Regions from separate parts of the Mus musculus genome. Here region 2 is linked to region 1. The links are chromatin loops, found by intact Hi-C in ENCODE. Cell type or tissue: gastrocnemius. All regions are shown on one strand. Each heading gives the region's core, and the rest is flanking DNA. Links, peaks and the distances in the headings are about the cores only.

Evidence for each region. A loop is a pair of places that touch in the nucleus more often than their neighbours do. Peaks named below come from ENCODE experiments on the same cell type or tissue, not always from the same donor. Only the 100,000 strongest peaks of a DNase experiment are listed, where the experiment ranks them.
Region 2: a loop joins it to region 1, with 7 times the contacts of the local background. A loop is called at or near these places in 12 of 42 quality-filtered maps.

Annotation. Positions count from the first base shown.
Region 1 is chr8:122,673,541-122,681,540 of GRCm38, reverse strand. It overlaps Cbfa2t3 (CBFA2/RUNX1 translocation partner 3), which reads left to right and starts at 3,366. Exons shown (of 12, transcript NM_001109873.1): 1 at 3,366-3,679. In gastrocnemius, for the core only: a CTCF peak has its summit at 6,342 (motif pointing left); DNase peaks (open chromatin) are centred at 5,926, 6,378, 6,867, 7,332 and 6 more places; H3K4me3 peaks cover 5,438 bases; H3K27ac peaks cover 5,209 bases.
Region 2 is chr8:122,613,799-122,623,213 of GRCm38, reverse strand. Trappc2l (trafficking protein particle complex 2-like) reads right to left here. Exons shown (of 5, transcript NM_021502.2): 3 at 9,206-9,293; 4 at 8,827-8,906; 5 at 7,623-7,823. The coding sequence ends at 7,778. Pabpn1l (poly(A)binding protein nuclear 1-like) reads left to right here and starts at 479. Exons shown (of 7, transcript NM_001007462.1): 1 at 479-780; 2 at 1,090-1,225; 3 at 1,499-1,566; 4 at 2,078-2,184; 5 at 2,282-2,369; 6 at 2,792-2,931; 7 at 3,441-3,743. The coding sequence starts at 538. The coding sequence ends at 3,480. Mir6396 (microRNA 6396) reads left to right here and starts at 839; the gene lies at 839-949. In gastrocnemius, for the core only: a CTCF peak has its summit at 5,095 (motif pointing left); a DNase peak (open chromatin) is centred at 5,098.

The sequences.
Region 1 (8,000 bases), core at 1-8,000:
TGATCCATCATTTTATCTAGAGAGACTGACCACATGACTCCTTCATCTCAACCCTCCCCTCCCCCTCCTCTTCCTCTTCCCCCTTTCTCCTCCCCCACCCCCTCCTCCTGCTCTTCCTCCTCCCCCTCTTCTCCCTCCTCCTCCTCCTCCTCCTCTTCCTCCTCCTCCTCCTCCTCCTCCTCCTCCTCCTCCTCCTCCTCCTCTTCTTCTTCTTCTTCTTCTTCTTCTTCTTCTTCTTCTTCTTCTTCTTCCCCCTCTTCCTCCTTCTCTCCACTCTCTTCTTTCTCAGTAGTGTCTCTTAACATAGCCCAGGCTGGCATGGAACTCACTATCTTTCTGCTTCGGTTCCCAAATGCTGGGATTATGGTCACTGGCCATTGCACCTATTCCTTGTGGAATAGAATAGAAATGTGCATCACAGAAAGAAAAGCTGTGAAGGCATCAAGGTGCCAGACCAGAGCCCATTCCCCTACACCTCTCAATGGCACATACACTTTATTATTTACATAAGGTGTTTAAAATGTCATTGATATCTATATTTTTGTCTCCCGGGGTTTTTAAAATAAATAGACCAAGTTTTTGAAGCAGATTCATAGAAAGATTCATAGAAAGATTGATCAGAAGGCAGAGCTGTCCCTGGGTCTGCACAACATGGATAGTGTCCCTGGTGTAGGGCACTGGTAACTAAGGAGTGGACAGAGACTCAACAAAACTCACCTTTATAGTGAGGTCCAGTCTGAGTTTCGTATTCTGCGTGTTTAGTTAAATGTCTAATGATGGTGTCCGCCGTCAAAATGTCACCCTGAGCCGTGAGAAAAGGAGGTGCTGCCCTTCTGGGGGGTGAGGATAGCAGAAACAACCCAGGTGTAGCTGGAAGTGTTAGACATTGAGATTGCTTTCTTTAGAGAAAGGGGCTTCTGTTCTAAGAAGAGCCCCCAGCTGCAAGTCTGGTGTCAGCTCTGTACTGTGAGCTCTGTACTGTCAGCTCGGGCAGGCACAGCCCCTCTCACAGCCTCGTGGGAAGCAGGGACCAGATAAAGGTAGAGAGCTGACTTCACTGGGGAAAGCCACACTGCCATAAGCAAGAGAAAGTGGCTCCTTTGAATTGAATCAAGCCCAGGTCTCTATAGACAATAAAGAGCTTCAGGCGGCACCTGATTTCCTGAGCGGCTGCTGCCTCTAAGGTGTCCACGTGATCCCTGGTGCTTGGTGACTCTTTGTTGTTCTGAGAAGGCGTGTGTCTTGCAGATGGACTGGATACACAGTGTGGGTTGAGAGCTTCCATAAGGTAACATGAGAGTGTCGAAGAGCTGTGACCTGGACATTTCCACAGGGAACCAGCTCTTCATAAAGTAGCAGGGAGACCAAGTGGGTAACAAATGGGCTCTGGAAATGTCTTTCCAGCTGGTGGAAAAATGGAGGGACAACGGCTGTCAGGACTCGTTGTGACTATGCTGCAGTGGGGCCGGCCCACTCCATACAAAGCAGCCCTCAGGGCCCCCACCATCTCCTCCCTGTGCAGCAGCCATGGCTCTCTCTTGGGAGAGCTTCCTAGCTGAGAGGTTTACCTGTCACATTGAATTCTGTACCTCCAACAGAGGTTGTGAGCACCTTTCTTAAGTTCAAGCCACACACTGGCCACTTACCACAAAACAGACATGCCACCCAGCAGCACGAGGTGGGTAAACCTGCAGCTCAAGCTGAGGGTCCCACTCCTGCCTCAGGCTGAGCTCCCAGAGACTGGCTTACGAGGTCTGCTGAGAGGCCACTCTGCCGGGGCCACTCTTCACGACAGTATCTCTGAAGAGGACTGTCCTTTGCTTTCTCGGTGTACACAGCACACTAGCAGCCACACAGCTGGTGTCCATATGCCTGGGATAAAAAGTTTGCGGTCTCAAGCCACATAGCCAACTCTTCTAGATCCACATTCCTCTGTGAAATGGGCTCGGGACCCTCCACTCCTCTATAAGATTGATACATGTGGCCAGGGAGATCTGAAAATGTGGACAGTTTTATAGGTGTCAGACTAGGATTAGATAGCATCCTCCACAGAGGGAGATCCGGGAAACCAAGGAGCCCAGATCCCACCCCAGGAGGACCGTGCAGGAACGCTTTTTCAAGAAGGCAGAGGTGAACCCCTGAGAGGGACCCCAACTGGGGAAAACCAAGCCACTACAGCAAGCCTGGAAAGAAACGGAGGGTATTTTTACTTATTTATTTATTTAATTTTGGCACATTGCTAGATTTTTATCCTTCACATGCAGATGTATGCCTAATGAGATGAAAATCAAGCCCCCCCCACCCCCACCCCCCCGCTGATCTGAAGTTCTGGCCCCTTGTCTCTGCAGGCGGTGACCCTGGGTCTCTCCTTAGTCTCAAAGAAGCAAAGTGTGAGTGAGTGAAAAACTGGGAAGGGAAAGGAAGGAAGTGCAGCGAGTTTGCTCAAATGTACCAACCGGAGGAACGCCTGGGACTTGTCGCAAGGCGCCTCGAGGAAAAGTGGGTAAAGTGGGTGGGGAGCAGGCTCAGAGGAAGCAGAGAAAGTAGGACGCGGACAAGCAGAAGCAGCGGCTGGGGGCTTTTCCTCAGGTTGACATTAAAATGAATGATATGCAAACGAATGCAAAGCATATGCGAACGCCGGCCCCGATGGCAGTGGGGAGAGCGGGATCCTGAGCCCACTTGCCGCAGGTCGCCTGGCGCCTTGGGGACCAAGGCCGAGCGCGGCGGGTGGAGCGCGCCCCCTGCCGGCAGAACGCGCAGGTGGCCCGGGTACCCCGAAGGGCTTGCGAAGGGGGTGAGGGGGGGTGCGGCGGCCGAAGGAGGGGCGCCCGCCTCCCCGTCCCGGAGTAGACACCGCGGCTCCGGGAGCAGCGACGCCGTCGGGCTGCGACTGCTCCGAGGTGGGTGTGTGCGGTGCGCTCAGCTCGCCCGCCCTCCCGGGGCGCGGCCTGCGCGGGGCGGGGGCGCACAGCTAGGAGTCCGCCCCGCACCGGGTTGCCCCGCGCCGCACGCACTGGCTACGCGCTGGGACTCCTCGGCCCGTTCCCACTCCACGGCCCCGCTCTCCTGCATCCGTACGGGGGTCCCACGCGCGGCCTGGCGCTCCTGAGGTCCCTACGTCCTGAGTCGGACCCCATAGCCAAGTCCGCCGGGCGCGTCCCGGGGCCCCTCGGCCACCCGGGCGGTGGAGGCGGGAGCCGCTCTGGGCATTGGGCGGCGCCGGGCGCACGGAACCGGGCCTCTCTCCGGCGGCCGGCGCCCCGGGGCGGAGCGAGCGCGATGGGCGTCGGGCTGGAGGCAGGTGGCGCAGCGGCGGCGGGGCGCGGGAGGCGGGGGCGGAGCGCGCGGGGCGGGGGCCGCGGGACTCGGTGAGACGCGCGGGCGAGCGCGCGGCAGCAGAGCCGAAAGCACGGCGGCTGGACCCGGCGGCCGCCGAGGCCGAAACCACCCGGGCAGCGTGCGGGCTTTGTTCCCGCGCTGGGGGCCGAACGCACTCGGCATGGCCCAGGCGGTCGCCCCGCGCGCCCCGACCCCGCCGCGCGCCTGAGCCCCGCGCAGCGCGAGAAGACAGCGTACGGATCGCCCCCAAGTTATGGAGGTGGCGACCCAGTGAGAAGGAAAAGCCACTTCGGGAGCCGGGTTGCGAGAGAGCTACGGTCCCCTGGAGCTCCAGACCGTAAGTGCCGCCCCTGCCCTGTTCAACACCGCCGCTGTCACCCTACTTTGCCGGTTGCTGCCGTCCCGGGGGTCCTCGCTTTGCACCCCCTCTCCAGCCCCTCCACTTTACAAAGTTCGTGCCCACGGCAGGGTGGAGCCAACTCTGCCCACTCATTTGACTGAGTTGCAGCCACCCTAGGTGAGCAGACAGCTTGACCTGTCCAGAGTGTGTGTGGTTCATCTTTAGGTAGGAGCTGAGTCGGTGGGGGAGTATGGGCTCCCCAACCACCACCCACAAGCGCCCCCTGGGGTGCCGGGTCTCCTGACAAAGACTGGTAGCCTGAATGACAGGGCTCGGGACTGACTGGAGTAGCGGGAGGGCAACCTTCCTGGGAGATAGTGCTGGCAGGAGAGGGTCTGCTGCTTTCTCTAGCCCTTCCCCCTCTTATTTTGGTCCCTGGATCAGCCATTAGGGCCATGGAGCTGAGCATCCTTCCTGATGGTCGGGAGGGGATCCTGACCGCCCTCCCTGGGGTCCTGACAGCCAGGTGCAGGCACAGCCTCCGGCTCTGATCCTTCTCACAGGCTTTGGGAACGGTCCATCTGTGTGTAGGGCAGGCCCAGAGCCAGGCTGTGGGAACAGCGGGGAGGAGGTGTGAGGAGGTGTGAGCACCGCGGAGGGACAGATGGCTGGGAATTCAGCCGGAGTCGGGCTGACTAAGGTGGAGCAGAAGGCAGCCAGGCTGGCAGCTCCTGGCTTTGAGCCGCTGCCTTTCAACTCATGGCCCTGAACTTGGTGTGTTTGGGCTTCTTGACCACAGTGCTGGCTGGACCTACCCCCCTGCTCCATGAATAGAACTATCTGATCATGTGAGCTAAAGCTGACTTTCAGAGCCCAATTCCTCAAAATAACAGACGATCTCATGCTCCTGTTTGTAGGGTTGATCCCAGTAACTGTCACACCCGTCCCTCCTATCCTGAGGCCAGGATGTGGCTTCATTATGTCTGGCTGGGTGTGTGCTTCCTCCCGGCGCTCAGAAACAGGAGGTTCCCAGGCAGCCACTCAGAGGATGGGGCTGGCAGAAGACAAAGGGAGCGGTCACTTTGCCCTGGCATTGCCCTTGCAAGTTGCTGGAAGGTTTCAGAAACTTCTCAAGACTGGGACTCTCTCATCTCCCTAAGACCCCAGGGGCTGGTCTGAGAGAGTTCAGCCATACCCGGCCAGAATGCACTTGGCTCCTGGCCTGGGAAGAAGTAGGAAAGCCCTGTGAGAGATTTCTGGTCTTGTGCATGGAGGGATCCTGATGGGGGCTACACTGGGGTCATGATGTCACCCCACCTTGGTCCACTGAAGGGCGGAAGTCAGAAGATGTGGCTGTCCCCAGTTGGCACTGGGAGCCCACAGTTAGAGCACCAAGCTGAGAAAATGCCGCTATTTGGGACTGTTTTTTTTTTGGGGGGGGGGCACAACCACTCTTGTGCATTGAGAGGGAAAAGCAGAGAAAGGAGGAACCCTGCGAACAGAAGGAACAGATGTGGTGCTCGGTGCTGCCCGGGAGCTAGACAGACACGGGGAGGGAGAATATCACGTTAGGACTGATTTTCTGGCGGAATCCACCCTCCCGGGAGGTACTGTGATCTTGATGAGAGGGGAGAAAGGGAGGGCCATGTGTACCTGGCACACCACCATCTTTTGCTGTGTGCCAAGCCTGAGCTGGCATATGGAAGACACCCCTGGACAGTTCCTTGCAGGATGCTCTGGGGCTGCTGGGTGGTCCAAGCAGCTCTCAGGTCCTTGTCTGGCTCTTCCTCTGTTACCGGGTTATCCATGTAATTGAGTTACCACCTCCAGGAAATCTCTCTGATTGCGCTCCACATATACTCCTTTCTGCGTGACTGAAAGAAACTCGTTTTCCTTCCTACACGCAGATCTGGAAATGCTGGCAAGGCTGGGTCACTGGGCCACAAGATCTGAGCCAGTAGGTTTGCCCACCATGGAGAACCAGGCTTAGCTTCAGCCTCTTCTGATGCAGAAGACAGGAGGGTGTGTCGGGAGAGGTGTTTCCCACCACCTTCTGGAATGGTCTTCCCTCCCCCCTCCTGCACTGTAAGCGGGATGGGTTTGGGGGTGGGGGGGTTCTGATTCATTCTCAGCCTCCCACGTGCCAGTGGGATGGTGGTGAATTAGATGGATCTAGATATCCTCCAACCACCAAGAGAACCCTCCTAGCTCATTCATGGCTGCTCGGGTGTGCATGTGTATGCTGGGTGCGCATGGAATCCAGCACAGGACAAGAGGCTTGCAGGCTGCTAGGCTGGCCATGCCTGGGGCGAGGGGACTGGCCCTATGGATCTTCCTTGGTTGGCCATTGTTTCCTGCACTGGCCCTCCAGACTTTAGGTCTGCCTGCCACACAGCAGGGTCACAACATTTTCTTTAGCAGTGACTATGATCTTCAGAACTTAGCTCATTGTCCAAAACAGATCCTCTTGCCCAACCAGACAGACTTGGTGGCGTGAGTTTGATGATAGCCCGGACCCTCCCAGCTTTGTAATCTCTCTTGCCTGTGTCCTTGGAGCCTTCCTATGTCTGTCAGGTCTTCTCCTCAGCATCCTAAGAACTCTGAGTCTGTCCCAAGGGCTGCAAGTGACCAGGGTCGGTGCTATGAGTGGAGAGCCCTCTGCTGGGCTGCCTCAGGCAAGTGGGGAATAGCCACCTCATAGTTCTTGCTCAGCCACACTGCTGACGTCGTGGGTGGGCCTTCGTGAAGCTGGGCTATCCTGGTTCAGACCTCATAGGACTCAGTAGGGGGGATGGGAGGGTCGGGTCACTCAAAACCCTCTGGAAACCACCAAGACAGTGTTTGACTATTACAAAAGATACACACTCACTGCAGGATAAATCCACATTCACTGAGTAGTGTCACACACACACACACACACACACACACACACATACACAGTCCCTTGAAGGTGGCCAATAGTGGAGCTTTGCTGAGCCCACTCTGCCTCTACATAGCTGGTCATAGAGAGTGTCTGCCATTGTAGGCTAAAAGCCTTCTCCATGCTGTGCAGAAGTGGATGACAGAAACAACCCAGGGGAAAGTCCACCTCACCTTTGAGACCAGCACTGGCCCACTCAAAGTGGAGTCCAACGGCACTGACCCACTTTCCAGACTCAGAGAGGTTCTTCAGATGCCAGAGGCTGATGGGCCCTTGGGGTTCCCCAGAGTTCTGACCCAACAAATGAGTTGGCTAACAGCCATGCAGATTCTGTGTGTATCAGGGTTGACCAGCTGTATCCCCTAGAGGGGAGGAACTGTGAGGGACCAGAGAGGTGCAGGACTTTATGGGGAGAGGCCACAGGTCTAAGGCTCCTTTCTACAAGGATATCCAGCCTCTAGACCAGACTGGATTACAGGGTTCAGTTGTAACCCCCCACTCCAGTAAAGCAGTCACTTGCTATATTGCCTTTGTGACTCCCAGGTGCCTCCTATCCTGGTGGGCCTATCACCTGGCCTTCCTGGGCACAGTGAGCAGTCACAGTTCTGTTTCTGAGGTCCCCAGACTGGAGCAGGGTGAGAGCAAGGGTTGCAGGGCTTCTCTCGTATAGAAGCCAGTTCTTGGTAGAGATGACCGTCAGCCCCAGCAGGCAAGGCTGGGCAGAGCCTGGCATCCGGGTGCGCGCCTCGGACAGTAAGCACTCCGTTCCTAGTTTCCACCTCCAGCTCAGCCGGACCAGGTGGAGAGCCTGCCCCTTCCCTTGAGCGACAGCACACTTCCTGAGGCAGTAAAACAGAAGCTCAAGCTCCCGCTTTCTATAATTCGTGGGACCTCAGGGCAAGCCAGATGTCACCGGGAAAGGAAAACAAAGATGAATTTGGCTATAATAAGGAAGATGTCTCCAGGCCAAGACTCCTAGAGCACAGCCGACAGCTCCTGAGTTCCCATCCTTCTCTGCCTCCCTTTCAGCCTCTTGGAGCCAGTTTATCCCTGTGCTCCAAATCTCCCAGGCAGACCCTGAGGCCCCTCATAAGGGAGGCAGAATAGTCAGCTTGGTCAAGGGAAAAGCAACAGAGGACATGAGGGAATGAGAGCACTCCCTGACACTCCTGGGGACAGGTCATGTATCTCTGTAGCCACGGTTGACAAGGAATCAAAAGGACATTCACCCCGCTGGATCATCTAGAAGACAACACAGAGGACACCTGGTTTAGCTGTGACAGGTCCCATGTTACAGCCAGAGAAGGCAAGTGGTAAGAGATTGAGGGGTGTGGGGGTTGCTAACCATCTGTGGAATCTCTCTCCTGTCCTCAGACAGGATAGGGACAACACTTTGGC
Region 2 (9,415 bases), core at 1,416-9,415, 60 kb after region 1:
CTCTTAGCCCTCGGGGGTGGGGGTGGGGGTGAAGGGGGTCGGGGGAAGGGGTGGCTTGCTCAAACTGACCCAATGTATCCTGACATGCACAGTGCCACCTCTCCCTGAAATCTGTCCTTTTCATAGGACAATTAGGTAGCTTGAACAAGATCCGATTATCAGTTAGGTTCTATTGTCAGAGCTGTGGTCAGGGCACGCGGCATATCCAGGTGACAGGCAGACTCCAGGAAGCTCACAGCGTAGCCATGGTCATGTGAGTCCCTGCCCACCCCGCTTTGGGCTCTCATCCACCCTCCCCTGAGTGTTTCAGGGATGCAGCTGGTGAAGAAGACAGGAGATATTCAACCTTTGACCCCTCTGGTCAGTAGCCTAGCCCAAGCTGGGAGGCCTTCTTAATCTTTAGGGCTTTAGTGAAAGCAGCTGGTCAGGGGGAGCACTTAAAAGGGAGGGCCACGGGGTAGATGCAGCTGCAGAGGTAAGCAGACCCAGAGAGGCAAGGCTCCCCAGGTCCGCCCTCCTCGCCTACCTCACCTACAGATGGAGCCTTACCTGAGCAATGAGCTCTTCCCACCCCCCACTGAAGCCTGGCTCCAGACGGTCTCCTCAGATCCTGAGGCCCAAGGTTGGGGGGCCTGGGGCAGGACTGAAAAGACCTCCTTGGTGCCAAGGGCTGGGAGTAGAGCAGGAAGTGACAAGGAAGCAGAGGAAAATGAAGATGCGAGCTTCCTTCTCTCCCTGCTGGAACCAGAGAACCTGGCCAAGTCCCCAGTATTCAACCAGGTAGCACCCCGTCACAAACCGTGCAGGAAGGTGTGGACCTGGGCATGGAGGGAGGAGCACAGGTGACTAGGGGCGAAGGAGCCAGTGCTTCAGACCTCAGAGGCCTCTCTGACTAGGGGGAGGTATCCGGGCAGGAGAGGTACCAGGGGCCTTAGCTCCTAGTCCTGGACTATGGCTACAGGAACAACAGGGTGATCTTGGTTATCCCCTAGTAGCTATGGCTTTCTGCCGGCGCTGGCTGGCCACACCTGCCCTCCATTCTAGAGGGGCCTGAAGGCCATCTCAAACTTACTGTGGCGTGGCCAACAGGAGTTGGAGGCCATCAAGCTGAAACTGTGGGCCATGGAGCATGCTGAAGCCCAGCCGGAGCCACCCTGTGTACAGAGAAAGGCCACAGAGGAAGAGAGGGCTGAGGTCAGACAGCTGCTGAGCCCTGAGACCGTAGGTAGGAACCTGGGACTCTCGCCAACCCTGTCCTCAGATGGACAACTGTCCTTCTAAATCCTTGACCACTTAGCTAAGACTCTAAACCCACCTGTGTTCAGTGGAAGAGTACTCGGCATGGGCTGCATATGAGGACAATTGAGGGAATACTCTGAATCGCACCCACAATCCACAGTGTGACCGCGGGAGCCTGGGCGACCTTCCCTGGGGGTCACGAGGAATGGGCTCCTCAATGAGGTCCTCCCGCTAGTTCTGAGGTTCTCTCTCCCTACAGACTGCTTCTTCTCTAGGACCTCCAAGGAAAATGTGGAGGCTGACCACAGATCTGTCTTTGTAGGCAATGTGAGTAGAGAGGGGGGTGGCGTGGTCATAGCCCTCCTAGGGTGTCTGCCCCCAATTAGGGCATTTAGCTGGGCAGACCCCTCCACGACTGGCCTGGGTGGAGCTGGCTATGAGTTTGAGGCAGGAGGCTATGGAGTTGTAAATGCAAGTGTCTCCAAGGCCAAAGTGGGAGGCCTGGTGCAGAGGGAAGGTAAAACCCACGGGGCCGAATAGTGCCCAGGCCTTGACTGTTCATTCAACCGAAGGTGAGGTCAAGCATTCAGGTTTAATGGGCCACATACCCGGCATGTGCTAATTCCTGAGACCCAACCAGCTGTCCACACAGGAAACACTTAACTGTCTCTCAGCACTGAACCCTGGGCAGGAGTGGATACAACTTCAGCCCATGCCCAGCCAGGGGCCAACCAACCTTGGGGGGGGGGTCCCTCCAACCCCTTTCTGCCACAACGCCTCAGCAGGAGGGAGACGGGGATAGCCCAGCACTTATACCAGGTACCCTTTCTGTGAGCAGGTGGATTATGGTGGCTCAGCTGCAGAGCTGGAGGCCTACTTCAGTCCCTGTGGGGAGATTCACCGGGTCACTATCCTGTGCGACAAGTTCTCTGGACACCCCAAGGGGTCAGTGTCGGGCTATGGCAGGCTGGGCAGTGTGGGTGGGGCTGGAGCTAGCCCCTCACTCCTTGCTCCAATGTTCACCACCTCTGTCCTCCCCCAGCTATGCATATATAGAGTTTGCTTCGCACAGATCTGTCAAGGCTGCTGTGGGGCTGGATGAGAGCACCTTCCGAGGTCGGGTCATCAAGGTATGTTTCCCCAGGGGTCTCCATGCGCCTGTGGGCCACCACTGAGCCTTGTGCAATAACTCACAAATCCTCCACCAGGCTCGGAGAGGTTAGAGTGCCTGACCCTTTGTGCATCTTAGCTGGGTGGGCATTAATCAGAGTTAGGAAGTGATGAAAACTCTCAGACCTAGGGTGGGGCTTGGCGTGGGCGGGGCTTGGTGTGGGCGGGGCCTGCCAGAATGGGCCAGGAAGATGCTGGCTATTACCAGGATGTCCTGTGATCACATTTGCATCTGAGAAAAGTTGGAGGGATTATTTCAGCCTAAGTGATACCACAAGTCAGGAGCCCCAAGCCCTGGTCTCAGCCTGGGCCCTGGCTTCAGGCCACCCTGGCAAGAAGGGTACAGACCAGTGTCTTGGAGCATGACATGGGTTCCATCCAGGTACTTCCCAAAAGGACGAACTTCCCAGGCATCAGCTCCACAGACCGTGGAGGGCTGCGGACACACTCGGGCAACAGGGCTGCCTTCCTGCACGGTAGCCTCCATCGAAAAGCTCGGTTAAGAGCCCATGGACGGAGCCGGTAAGTGGGCCCAAGTGGGACTCTGAGTCTGGAGATCTGAGCAGCAAGATTCTTGGAGCCTGACCCTTATGCTGGCTGTAGCCAATCTGCACAGTGTCATGCTAAGGGAAGACTATTGTCCCTCACATGAGCCTTAAAGGTTGGGGCACTTGGCAAGGGGCTGAGGGGGAGGCCTCGTGGCTTCCAGCAGCCTGTGCAGGCTCTGTGTAAGCTTGCTCCCTGCCTGGTGGGGCTACTTGTTCCTGGGCACTAGGACTCTGCAGGCGACAAGCAGCCTCCTCTGGCCTGAAGCATAGGCTAACTAGTATAAACAAGGCTGCAGTTGAGCCCATGTGACAAATTCTAGCCCCAGGCTTCCTTCTCTGGAGTCACCCCCTCAATAAAGCAAAGGCGCCCCCAACAGTTTCTGGGCAGCTCGGTGGTAACTTTAACCCTGATGTTCTCCAGGCCTATCCCCTCTGAAGACAACTGAGCTGCCTTTGTTCTCCCCCACCCCCAACTCTCTGCAGGGGCCATGGAGGAGCACCACAGTGGTTCTCTCCCTACTGAAAGAACAGCCCAGTTTTTAAAGCGGGACCAGGAGTAAACTGCTGTCTCCACTCCCTCCAGATGGGGCTCCTAGCCTGGCAGCCCCCAAGGGCCTTTGAAGGTGCCCAGATCACCAGGTCCCAGTGGGAAGGCACTGGGCAGGGAGGGGAGGGAGGGGAGGAAGGCTCAGGGTATGCTGGGATTGGCATTCTCGAGTACTTTTAAAGAAAAATAGATATGTGTGTTAATAGTAGAATGTAAATTATTAAACTTGAATATATTTTAAGAACATGTGATCAGCCTCATTTCTTGATTCTCCCTCAGATACAGGTTAGCATTGACCCTTTCTCCAAGGCTCCCCACACAGAGGGTGGTAATGGGATATGGCATGAGTCCAGAGGGGGGGCTCTGGCTCTGCCTTCTGATTCAACCAAACTCCAAAACTCCATCGCCATAATTCTTCCTCCATGCCTCAAACTGGCTCTCTAGATACACCAGCACTTCACCTCCATCCTGCTGAAGTTATCTGAGCTGGTCAGGTCAAGAAGCAAAAGTGGGGCCTCTATGCTGAACTCTGAGTGTAAGAAGCAAAAGTGGGCCTTCTATGCTGAACAGTGTCTGTCTGTCTGTCTGTCTGTGTCTGAGGGTGTGTGTGTCTGAGTGTGTGTGGGTCTGAGTGTTTGTATCTCTGTGTGTATGAGTGTATATGTGTGTGTCTGTGAATGTGTGTGTCTGTATGTGTCTGAGTGTATGTGTATGTCTGTGAATATGTTGTGTGTGTGTGTGTGTGTGTGTGTGTGTGTGTGTGTATCTGGCAGACAGGCTACCCTGCTCTGCCACTGTACTCAGGAAGAGAGCTAGCCAGGCCCAGGTCTGCGGATACACACGCTAATCTGCACTTACCACCTTGCTGTATGTTAATGTTATCCTTAAGCCCCAGTAGAGCTGCCTTGCTTCTCCTGCTCCCCGAACCTGGAGAGCTCTGAGAACGAGCTGTGCCCTTTTCTAGGCTCCATCCATGCGTGACCCCCCCCAAGCCATTTTCACATGTCCCCTGTCCTCAGTGGATATCCCACCCCCCAATGCAACCACATCTTCACCTCCAAAGCCCAAAGGCAGCCTGTGACCTTATTGAAAAAAGATCTCTGAAGAAACGTAAGAATTAACTCCAGAGTCAGGTGTAGTAGTGCACACCTTTAATCCCAGCACTCAGGAGGCAGAGACAGGTGGAGCTATGTGAGTCTGAAGCCAGCCTGGTCTACAGAGTGAGCTCTAGCACAGCCGGGGCTACACAGTAAGCTCCTATCATCATCGCCATCACAATAACTACTACTCCAGGAGCATTCCAGACTGCCTGTGGACCACACATCCAACAGCGGGTGAGGCTTGGGACAGCTGTGAACAAGGGAGGCAGAGTCTGAGCTGAGGCTTGCAAAGAGTCGCTGCAGCTCCAGGAGCTGGCCAAGACCTAGAGTAGATTCTCTCTGGGCATGCAGGAAGTAGCCCTGCCCCCAGCTACTGTGTTAACTGGCCAAGGCAAGTTGGCCTGTGGTATCAATACAGTAGCCCCCGTGAGCCTGGACAGCCTTTTTATTTTTTTTTAACCTTTGGAAGCAATTGGTTCCATCCTGACCAGCTAGGAGTGACTGCCACCCAGTGGGCAGATGGTGAACAGCAAATTGGCCCTAGGGTGGCCTTGCGGGAAGCGGGGGGTTGGGGGGGGGGGAGGGTTCCCCAGTATCAAAGTAAGTGACCTGGCAGGGCCCTTGACAAGGATGATGCCTGCTCCTCTTCAATTCCAGCTTCAGGACTTCCAAGTCCCTGGCCTGGGTCTCCTGGCAGGATATTTGCTCCTGAGCCTTGGACATATATACATGCATAAGTGTGTGTGTGTGTGTGTGTGTGTGTGTGTGTGTTTGTGTGTGTATATATATGTATTTTTATATACACATATATATATGCGCCAAGTTTTACACATACATATATAAATACACATATACACACATATACATATATATACATATATGTATATGCCAAGTTCTCTTCTTGGGAAGGACCCGGGAGTTCTTCCTGATAGACCCAGGTCTGTCCAAGCCAAGGACAGAAGGCTGAGGTGCAAACACCCCTCAGCACAGCGTCTACACAGTAGTGAGAACCCTACCAGCCCTGCAGTCTCTGCCGTGAGCATTGTCAATGGCAAGCCACAGTTTCCCCTCTCAGAGTAAGGCGCCCTGGACCCAGGTCTGTAGAAGGACAGTACCAGAAGGGAAGACAGGCAGCTGATGGCCCTACAGACTACCTGCAGCAAATCACAAGCTAACCAGAGCCACCATCTTGGCTCCGGGGTGGACAGCCTGCCTCTTAACAGGCAGGCGGTGACCATGGTCTCCGAGGCCAACCTCAGGGTGGAATTCACCTGCAAGCCTGATGCCCACACCCAGGCGAGCAGAGCACATTATAAGCTTTCTTTGCTGAGCTTGATAGTGAGAAGACTCAATGTTCTCACACACAGTGCTCTTACACATAATCTGTCAGAAAACCCAAACAGGAGAGAGCTCTATGTTATTGCCTCACATGAAAAGCTGACGCAAGGGGGCTGGTGAGATGGCTCAGCAGGTAAGAGCACCCGACTGCTCTTCCGAAGGTCCTGAGTTCAAATCCCAGCAACCACATGGTGGCTTACAACCATCCCTAATGAGATCTGACTCCCTCTTCTGGTGTGTCTGAAGACAGCTACAGTGACTTACATATAATAAATAAATAAATCTTAAAAGAAAGAAAGAAAGAAAAGCTGACGCAAGCCGTCCAGGGCTGGTTCATCAGCCCAGACTTAGGCCCCTTTTGCTCCCTCATCTCGTCGTCTTGCTCTCAAGAGGGAGACCTAACCTCCCGCTTCCAGGCAGGAAGAGAGCAGAGAGCCTCGAGTGTTCTACACACCAGCCAGACCTACTTTTAAAGTATCTTTCCTGCAGGTTCCTCCCAGAACCACCTTTTACACATTGTAACTGCCTGTCCTGGTATGAAGAGGAAAGGGGGAGGGTAGCAACCGGCATTGAGCCAAGTTTCTCCAGGAAACCTGAGGCTCACTCTGTGAGGAGGGAAGACTGGGGCATAAGATGCAGTTTCCAGGGCAGCTAATACTCAGGGAGGGTGACCTCCCAAGATCCCACCTGACTGGTGCTCCTTCCTTCCCTTGCCAAACCCAACCCCCCACTAAAGGCTTTAACCAAGTCCATCTGGGCTCTGTCCATGTCAGTCAGCTGCATGTTGAACTTCTCAAAGCAACTTCATTTCTCACTTTTATCGATCAGGTGGGTGGTCTGGCTTCTCTTCGTACTGCATTTTGTAATAACCTTGTGCTCTTGGAGAGAAGCCCTGAGATGCAGAGATGGACTCTCTCCCACTCCACCCAGCTCACGTGGACAAATCCCAGCCTGCTGGGCCCAGGCATGAGACACTCTACAGCGAAGGGGAGGTCCTTGGCTGAGGACTTGGGGAAGCCAGAGACTCTGAAGACAGCATGGAGCCATGACAGCTAAAGGGGACTCAGGCTCAGGACAGGTCCTCTTGGCCTCTGCCTCTCCTAGGACACCAGTATTTAGCTACGCTGCCCGGAGGCATGGAAGAGCCAGCTTCAGGCACCACCTCCACACAGCCACAGGACTTCTGAGGAGAGCCTGGTTTGTCCCTGGGGATGCATGGCCTAGGAGCAGCACTGGGGACCTTGCTGGTCTCCATGCTCACAGACAGGAAAGGCTCCTGGAGGTTCTCCTCTGCGACATGGGAGACACGCTTTGCTGCTGTGTCCCACAGAGCTTTACACCTCTTACCACCCCCTGAGGCTAGCGCTGGGCACAGCACTGGGCTAAGGCTAGCAATGAATGGCAGATCCAGAACGTCGAGGGCCCTTGCCCAAGAAGGAAGGTGTGTGTCTGTCCGCCCTGGATCGTCTCTATTCTCTGAAGCTGGCTCTCGGCTCCCCATACCCTACACCCTTCTGAACCACCCACCTGCTCAGACAATGGAGGCCCACAGTCTCCTATCACAGCATCCTCCCCTATACCACCCAGCTGTGGTCACAGCCCCTACATCACTCTAGAGTCTCTGAGACCAGCTAGCTGGTCCTCAGCTGAGCCCTCTCTGCTGACACAGGACAACGTAGATCTCATCTTGTGAGGCCTTTAGTAGAAAAGCACAGGGGACACAGCCCTGCCCACAGGGTACACTCAGGGAGCAGAAAGGGAATAAATAAGTATCATCCAACAGGGGTGAACGCAGGCTTCTCTTCTGAACGACTGAGGCAGGCAGAGGTCCCCACTCAGCACACCTGGATCATCATGGAAGTCACCATGGTATCAAAGGCCCTGAGAAGAGAATCCAGATTTAGAGCAGGACGGGCTATGGCCCTGCCCGACCGGATCCTCGGGATTCTGGAGCTTTCCTAGGGTTCAGGGAAGCAGACTTTGTACCCACCATGCCAGGCAGTGACACCCACCACCCTTGCACAGCCTCCACAGGCCTCTTATTCCACAGATTTCCACAGCATGTCTCCCACGGTAAGGTCCACAGGGAGCAGGCAGGGATAAGCAATGAGCCCCACGAGCAGGCAGTGCTGTCTTTGCCCTGTATGGCTTAGGGACACCTGGGTTCTCTGTCTTAGGATCTAGGTGGACCCAAAATACTTGATGTCTCGGCTAAAGGAAGGTGCCACTCAAGGGCCTGCTTGAGCCACCTGTCAACTGAAAGCAACTCCTTGGGAACAGTCCCTGAAAAAGAAAATTCTGGGGCTGGAGAGATGGCTCAGCGGTTAAGAGCACTGACTGCTCTTCCGAAGGAAGGTACTGAGTTCAAATCCCAACCATTTATCATGAGATCTGATGCCCTCTTCTGGGGTGCCTGAAGTTAGCTACAGTGTACTTACATATACTAAATAAATAAATCTTTAAAAAAAAGAAAAGAAAAAGAAAGAAAAGAAAGAAAGAAAATTCTGGAAGCAGGTTTGCAGTGCCTGCATATGAAGTCCATGCCCCCTGATGAGGCACCTGCATGAGGTCCATCCAGCTGGAAGGGAGACACCCAAGCCAACACAAAAGGCACGCCAAGCAACAGGAGGACATTGCCTCCGAAAAGGGTATGCCACAGCATGAGCCCTTGCTGAGCCTTCTCTAGGTCCTCAGGTACCCACAGACACACCTGGGAGGTCAGATGGGTGAGCCTTGGCCCAATCTGCCCATACACACAGAGGTCTGTGTCAGCGCTACGTTAGAAAAATGGGGCTGACTGCTTTGAAATAGTGGCCTTGGGACAGGGCTCCTACGTGGTTCCCTTGCTTTCCTAATGACCATGTTATCAAAAAGCAGGTCCCACCTTGACTGGATGCGGTCTCCCGGGTTGTAGAAGGGGTTGCACATCACATCTGTGTAAGAGTTATGCAGCTTCCGGAACATCTAAAAGAAGAGCAAACGAAGCCGGGCAGTGGTGGCAAATGCCTTTAATCCCAGCACTTGGGAGGCAGAGGCAGGCGGATTTCTGAGTTCGAGGCCAGCCTGGGCTACAGAGTGAGTTCCAGGATAGCCAAGGCTATACAGAGAAACCCTGTCTCAAAAAACAAACAAACAAACAAACAAAAAGTAGAAGAGCAAACGAACACCGGTTAGATGAACGCACTCATGGGGCTGTTGCAGGCTTTTGCCTTCCCAGTGCGGAAAGTGAGGGGCAGATACCCACCTCAGCCCTCTGCACTTACACTGCGGATCTCGTTGTCCCGAAGGGCTGTATTGGAGGAATCCACGACCATGACAAATTTCACCTTGGAATTGGTCACATACCCATATCTGCACGGCTGGTTAAGGAACAAGCCTTGGCACAGAGGCTGTGTGACTGCATACGACACACACCGCATCACAATCAAGAGCCTGCAAGACCTTTGTGAACACTCATTTCAGAGAAGCCTAAT